Regions from separate parts of the Homo sapiens genome. Here all the other regions are linked to region 2. A link is a loop called in an ENCODE intact Hi-C map of the cell type or tissue named here. Cell type or tissue: PC-3. All regions are shown on one strand. Region 1 overlaps RAB3GAP1 (RAB3 GTPase activating protein catalytic subunit 1). Region 2 overlaps MAP3K19 (mitogen-activated protein kinase kinase kinase 19). Region 3 overlaps RAB3GAP1 (RAB3 GTPase activating protein catalytic subunit 1).

The links. A loop is a pair of places that touch in the nucleus more often than their neighbours do. Peaks named below come from ENCODE experiments on the same cell type or tissue, not always from the same donor. Only the 100,000 strongest peaks of a DNase experiment are listed, where the experiment ranks them.
Region 1: it touches region 2 in a loop (5-fold over the local background); 8 of 110 quality-filtered maps call a loop at or near these places.
Region 3: a loop joins it to region 2, with 5 times the contacts of the local background. A loop is called at or near these places in 18 of 110 quality-filtered maps.

What each region holds. Positions count from the first base shown.
Region 1 is chr2:135,124,388-135,126,887 of GRCh38, reverse strand. It overlaps RAB3GAP1 (RAB3 GTPase activating protein catalytic subunit 1), which reads right to left. Exons shown (of 24, transcript NM_012233.3): 10 at 639-707; 11 at 232-305. Among named protein-coding and RNA genes, the nearest start is that of SNORA40B, 11 kb to the left of the region's middle. In PC-3, no CTCF peak of the experiment used is centred here; a DNase peak (open chromatin) is centred at 1,217.
Region 2 is chr2:135,003,062-135,005,561 of GRCh38, reverse strand. It overlaps MAP3K19 (mitogen-activated protein kinase kinase kinase 19), which reads left to right. Exons shown (of 13, transcript NM_025052.5): 6 at 31-127. Among named protein-coding and RNA genes, the nearest start is that of MAP3K19, 43 kb to the left of the region's middle. In PC-3, CTCF peaks have their summits at 945 and 1,144 (motif pointing left); a DNase peak (open chromatin) is centred at 1,111.
Region 3 is chr2:135,163,107-135,165,606 of GRCh38, reverse strand. RAB3GAP1 (RAB3 GTPase activating protein catalytic subunit 1) reads right to left here. Exons shown (of 24, transcript NM_012233.3): 23 at 911-1,013. Among named protein-coding and RNA genes, the nearest start is that of SNORA40B, 28 kb to the right of the region's middle. In PC-3, no CTCF peak of the experiment used is centred here; a DNase peak (open chromatin) is centred at 946; H3K4me3 peaks cover 351 bases; H3K27ac peaks cover 2,429 bases.

The sequences.
Region 1 (2,500 bases), 120 kb before region 2:
AATAAAAAAAAGTAAATAAAAGCATCAGAAACATAAAGCTGAGATAATGAGAAAATAATGGAGAATTTGCTGGCACTATTCAAAAAAGGATTCACTGCTATTGGCAATGATTTTTTTCCTACATGGTGTTAACTGAAGAGGTGACAAAGTATAAAGAATGTATGCAGTGTCTCCGATTTGGAAGTTAGGCAGATCAGCAGTATTTCAGGAAAGGAGCATAATATACCTTACCTAGCAAACACTGAGGATTCTCAGCTTTTCGAACTCTAACAGACCAATGTGGAGCTTGAATAGGATCCAAATCACTAAAATGCAAACCAATAAATATAAAATCCTAATTATGACAATCTGCAAGATTCATGAACTTATTAAAATGCAGTCTAATGAAAACATAGAAGGACAAGCAATCCATTTAGCCTCCCTTAAACTTACTCTTATCCAGATACATGGAGCCATTTGGATAAGTTTTTAAAAAATAACATCATAAGAAATCAAAGTCCTTAGACAATAAAACACAAAAGGGAACACTAAAATCAAAACAAAATAATAAAAAATGCATATAAAAATTACTAGCAATTTGAGAGTTATTCTACTGAAGTTTTTTAATCTCAGTGTACTACTACTCTTAACATACTTACGAATAAACATCATTATCCACAATGATCCCTTCGGTCAGATGAGGCCATGTAGTAGCTAAATGGAGTTCACTAAAAAACATAAAATATACCCAAAAGCTTTAATACTGACTCAGCAATTATATTTAATACTTCTAGAAAACTATACCAAGGAAATAAAAGTATGTTACAGTGGCATTATTTATAATACAACATACTGGAAACAACTTATTTAGCAAATGGTAGCACATCCTTATGAAGTTAATGTTTTGCAAACATTCATCTCATTATACATAATAGCCAAAAAGCATAAATAACCCACCAACTAATGAATGGATAAACAAAATGTGGCATATCCATACAATGGTATATTTACAGCCATAAAAAGCACAGAAGTACATTAGTTCCTCCTTATCCACAGCTTCACTTTCTGCAGCTTCAGTTACCCTAAATCAACTGCAGTCTGAAAATATTAAGTGAAAAATTCCAGAAAAAAAATCCATAAATTTAAAGTTGCATGTTGTTCTGAGTAGCATGATGAAATCTTGTGCCATCCCACCCCATTAGGTGAATCATCCCTTTGTCTAGTGTACCTACACTGTCTATGCTACCTGCCCTGTTAGTCACTTAGTAACTGTCTTGGTGATCAGAGTGATCACAAGAAGAGTGTGCATAGTACAATGAGATATATTGAGAGAGACAGATCACATTCACATAACTTTCATTAAGGTATATTGTTATAGCTGTTCTATGTTATTATTAGTTATTATTGTCAATCTCTTACTATGCCTCATTTACATTTATTTATTTATTTTGTATTACATCACCTGGAAATCTTACTGTGCCAAATTTATAAATTAAATTTTACTACTTATCTGTATGCACAGGAAAAATATTTAGTGTGTGGTACTATCCATGTTTTCAGTCATCCACTGGGGATCTTGCAACATACCAGCTGTGGATAAGGGGGTACTACTGTACTGATTCATGCTACAACATGGACAAACCTTGAAAACATGCTAATTAAAATAAGTCAGACACAAAGAAAGCCACATGTTATATGATTCCATTTATAAGAAATGTCCAGAATAGGTAAATCCAAAGAGACAGAAAGTATATCAGTGTTTGCCTAGAGCCGGAGGGCTGAGAAGACTAAGGGGAAATGATGGCTAAGAGGTGAAGAATTTCTTTTTAAGGTTATGAAAATGTTCTGGAATTAGATGATTATGATGGTTGCACAGCTCTGTAAATATTAAAATACCATTGAATTGTACACTTTTAAATAGTGAATTTTATGGCAGGTAAATTATATCTCAAGTTTGAAAAATGTTATAAATCAGGAGTTGGCAAACATTTTCTATAAAGAGCCAGAGAGTAAATATTTTAGGTTTTGTGAACCATGCACAGTCTCTATTTTATTTTTTTTCTTTCATAACCTTTAAAAATGTAAACACCATCCTGACTTCACTGGCCATACAAAAATAGGCTAATGGCCAGATTTGGCAAAGGACACAGTTTGCTGAGTTATAGATGAATATCAAATCTCAGAAAGTTTTCATGTAAAATTATAAAATAAATAAAGCAAGTGTAGGTCTTTCTTTCTTTTTTTGAGACGGAGTCTTGCTCTGTTGCCCAGGTTGGAGTGCAATGGCGTGATCTTAGCTCACTGCAACCTCTGCCTGCCGGGTTCAAGTGATTCTTGTGCCTTAACCTCTTGAGTAGCTGGGATTACAGGTGTGCGCAACCACACCCAGTTAATTTTGACATTCTTTAGTAGAGATGGGGTTTCGCCACGTTGGTCAGGCTGTTCTCGAACTCCTGACCTCAGGGGCTGCCCACCGCAGCCTCCCAGAGCGCTAGGATTACAGGCATGAGCCTGTGCCCAG
Region 2 (2,500 bases):
AACTGAGTTTTGAATTTTATGATATTGCAGGAGTTCGACCAAGATGGTGACTGCAGTCATTCCACACTGGTTAATGAAGAAGAAGATCCCAGTGGTGGTAGACAGGACTGGCAACCCAGGACAGAAGGTACTGGGCTTTACTCCTTGATGTGTTTACAAAGATAACATTATCATATGGGCTTCTCTCCAATTTCAGAAGGGCTTATTGTAGAAGTTTGAACAACATACACTGGAGCCTATCAGAGGGTAGAGGGAGTGGAGGAGGGAGAGGATCAGGAAAAATAATTAATGGGTACTAGGCTTAATACCTGGGTGATAAAATAATTTGTACAACAAACCCCATGATACATGTTTACCTATGGAACAAACCTGCACTTGTACCCCTGAGCTTAACTCTTGCAATAAAAGTTAAAAAAATTATAATAAATAAGTTTGAAAACACAGAAAAAGCCCAAAGGAGAAGAAAAACCACTCACAATACTACCTTTTGGTCCATATCTGAATCAGTGGGTCTAGGCAGCTTGACTGGCCAGAATAGGCAAATGCTCTCTGGCTCTTTTATTCCACCTCACTCCAGCTCAGCCGACCCATTCCCTGTCCATTTCTTTTTGTCTGATAACATCCTTTCCCCAATTTCTTCCTCTCAGAATCTTCCAGCGGCTTCAGTGATCGGTTCCCTTCCGGAACCACACGTGTCTCCATGAGCCGTTGTCCCTGAGGGGAAGGTGGGGGAGTGTACGAGACCTGAAAGTCCCCAAGTCTCGGTCTTTTATTTACAAGGCCATAAGTCTGGAATCTTCCAGAACACCACCCATTTCAAACATGTTATCCTGTCACACCGTAAGTGCCCTTGCACTTAACAGACCACAAGGTATTTGCAGATTCTCGCCTCAGAGCATAGTTGCCACGGCTATCCCATTTGTCTGTCATCTATTCATCCATAACCTTCTTAAAGTAAATGTTTATTTGAACTGCTGCAATTTCTCCCGGGCAATCTTCTGGCTTCTATTTCTAGCACTCCAGGGAAGCCGCCCTCTTTGATGCCCGTGTTTCTCATCCCTTCGCACCTCTCAGAAGGCTGCAGCTCTCCCGAGTAGCGTCTCCTCCGGGAGGTGGTGCGATGCTGCCCTCTCCTGGGCAGCCGCCTGCCTTTCTCACGCCCACTGGGAATCTTCCCTCCCCAGGCTGAGGGCCGAGAGTAATTTAGTAACCATTAAAATTATGAAAACCATTAAGCCTGAAAGAGCTAACAGAAAGAAAATAAACCCCGAAACCCTTCAGAACGGTCCTTGCAGTCCTCCTTCGACTTTCATAGACTTCAAAGCCAAGCTCTTAGAAGCCTAATGGTGTCCCAAGCACCTTCCAGGAGGTTAAATATTTCATTTATTCTGCTCCATATGGAGATAACTCACCATTTGGGATGTTAGTCATTCTTTTAAACTTGATTTGCAATATTTTCAGTTTTCATATGGGAGCCATAATACTTATGAGGCATCTCCACTAAGTTATTTCAGTTTTAAGCTTTTAACAACTTGAGTTACACATTTGGAAGAAGCAATTCTCTTCCTGATAAAATTGCATCTCACAGTTGATAGAGACTTCAGTTGAGCTAGCTACTCTTTCTAATCAGAAATTCTGAAATAAAAGTGTTTTAGATATTATTGTCCATTATATTCATTTTAAATATCGGTTTAAATCTCTTTAAATGGACCGGGCACTGTGGCTCACGCCTGTAATCCCAGCACTTTGGGAGGCCAAGGTGGGCGGATCACCTGAGGTCAGGAGTTCAAGACCAGCCTGGACAACATGGTGAAACCCCGTCTCTACTAAAAATACAAAATTAGCCGGGTGTGGTGGTGCGCACCTGTAATCCCAGCTACTCGGGAGGCTGAGGCAGAAGAATCGTTTGAACCCGGGAGGCGGAGGTTGCAGTGAGCTGAGATTGTACCATTGCACTCCAACCTGGGTGACAGAGTGAGGCTCCGTCTCAAAACAAACAAACAAACAAACAAACAAACACTATTTTCTCAGAACATAACAGACACAAATCTTATAGACTAGAAATTGAGCCTACAAATTTACTGTTTTCATGAGTGAACAAGAGAGCCTATTCCCTAAAACTAATGGGCTTAAAAATATTTTAATTCAGTATAAATTCATCAGGATTTGTAGTTGCAGGTATACAAGAACCTACTCTTGGTTGGGTTAAAAAGGAAGGGAATTTTGAAAGATATTAGGAAGTTCATATACCATTGAAAAACCAGAGGAGAGGAACTTTCTTAGTCCACTCATGCTGCCAAAACAAAATACCATAGACTGGGGGGCTTAAATAGCAGACATTTATTTTCTCACAGTTCTTAAGAATGGGAAGTCCAAGATCAAGATTCTAGCAGGGATGGGTTTCTGGTGAGGGCTCTCTTCCTGGTTGCAGATGGCTGGTCTGTCCCCACGTGGTCTTTCCTCTGTGCACACAGAGGCAGAGCACAAGTGAGTGAGCTCT
Region 3 (2,500 bases), 160 kb before region 2:
GATTTTAGCTCTTGCTAAGAATTCCTATCAGTGTATTTGGCTATGAATTTGAATATATTAACTAGTTGTACTCCAGACCAACTCTACAGGGATTATCCAGTTGTTATTCCACGTGTAGACACATAGAAATTCTTTTTCTTATTTGTTTCTGAAAATTACACTCTCAAAACTGGGTCATTCTAGTGTAATCACAGTGCCATATAAGGGGAAGCGTGTAATTAGTGCACATAACGCCTTTATCAGAATCCCTAATATTAATGAGCCCTGAACTGAGAATTATCTGTAGGATGCCAGAGCCCTTAGCCAGTAACCAAGATACAATATAATTTTAAAATCTTTACTTTCACTACTAGAGGTAATGGTTATGATAATTTTTCAAACTGGGCTTTCTTTCTGTGCTGAAATCTGTTTCCACAGCCCTAAAAATCTGAAGTTTTCCTCTTCTTTTCTAGGAAACCTCAAAGGTAGATCTCCTCACCATTACAAGAACAATTATATTTATAATTCAAGCTGAGTTGTGACTCCACTTTGCCCTACATGGGGTTTAAAGATGGTAAAACTGAACTCCATTCTCATTTGAAAGTACCTGTGAGTAAACATTTTTTCCCACAGCACAGCACTGGCCATTGCTAACTGACTCCCTGCCAGCTTCTATAACAATGGATTTTGGACTCTTCTAATTTTTAAAATTTAGGTCCTAGAATATACTTATCATTTTAATTCAACATGTAAGAAATCAAATGGATTTCGAAGACTCAGAAGTCATTGTTTCTTCAGTGTTCAAACCCAATGCCCAGACTTACACTCAGGTGACATGAGTGTGATCAGCCACGTGTGGGAACTAAAACAGCCTCTTCCCAAGTAGAGGTTTGGAGAGATTATGATGGAGTCAATAATGACTCTCACATACCCTCTGGGCATTCACAAACAGCTTGTGAATGATCCTGCCAGCATGTCCTCTTCCTGCACCGGTGACTAACACTTCAGGCTGCTCCAGCAGGCAACTCACAAACCTAGGAGACAGAGACAGGCAATGAAAGGGTGGAAAGTGAGCTGTCCAGGCCACTGGGCGTCCATCCTCCCACAGGAGTTTTGTGGACAAATCCTCAAGCTGATACTGGCTAAACCCAACAAGGTTGGAGTGAAATTTTACAGCAAGATAAGATTGACATTTGGAATTATTATCGACTTAACTGACAATCTTCCTGCTTTTTCACCTGTGCTCATAAAAAATGTTTAAAGCCTATCTCTGTCAAAGTGTAAGAAAAAATATTCAGTCTATTTTTTTCAGACTAGAAGCTTAGAAAATGCTACAGTTAATAAAAGATGAAAAAAAAATTGTATAATATAAACCAAGTTATATTTATCCAATAAAAGCAATGATCCATATTTGTTTTTGTTTTTTTTAAGGGGTATGTGTCTGTGTGTGCACGCACACGTGCACATATGCTTAAAATACTTGTGTTGGGCAAAGTCGCAATTGTAAACTGTGCCATTAGATGCTGGAAACACTGAACTTCCAAGTATGTCACAGATAACGTATGGTGGAACTAACAGAGTTGAAGGCACAAAGCCACCAAACCTGCACCACCTGCTCACTAATTCATACTCTACTATTTTAGAAACGAGTCCCTTGATTAGAGCTTATTCTTCTCATTTAAAAGGAAGACATTTTCAAGAGCAAAGCAGTGTGGGAGAAAACTTCACCTAACAAAAGACATAAAATTCAAACACAAACTTGTTAAAAGACAGCAAATGCCTTGCCATACAATATTAATTATTTAGCATCAATAATGCCATTTATTATGGAAAGGCTAATGAAAATTTTTAAATGATGACAAATTTAAGCCACTGAACAAGCTAATTTGTGAACACTTTATCACACATTAAAACAATATTGTCCTTCCAAATAACATGGGCAAAAAATGAACAGGGCCTCACACTGATCTAAGCTCCATTGGTAATGGTGCCGAGTCTCATAAAGAGAATGCCCCAATCATTTGCTTCATCTGAGAAAAGCCATCTGGTCAATCTTTCAAAACATAATCGCAAGGCACATAGGATGTGCACCTTTGCTATCACAAATCTTGTTTAAAATAAACAACTAGGAACAGTAAGCAGAAATGGTTTCAGCACCTGCACCCTGTGGTCAAGGAATAGTAACAGCTGAAAACAAAGTTTTGGGGCAGGGTGAGCAACACAGTTAACAGCTCCTCCACAAGAAATTCCAGACACCACATCTCCAAGAGCAAACCAAGGAATCCCTAGAAAAGGAGGCTCTGGGAGACTGTTTCTAAAAGTGGGAAGAATGGAAACACCTGGTAGAGACTCAGAAATACGGGAGAGGTCAAATGCTATGATAATTATTTCTGTCTCTAGACAATGCTTGTTTCAAATAATATATGATTACCACAAAAGAGTCTTAATATCCTATTACAATTTTTCTTAAGAGAGTGGTGGCTTTTCCTACTGCAGACAAAACTGAATTAGCCAAATAGCA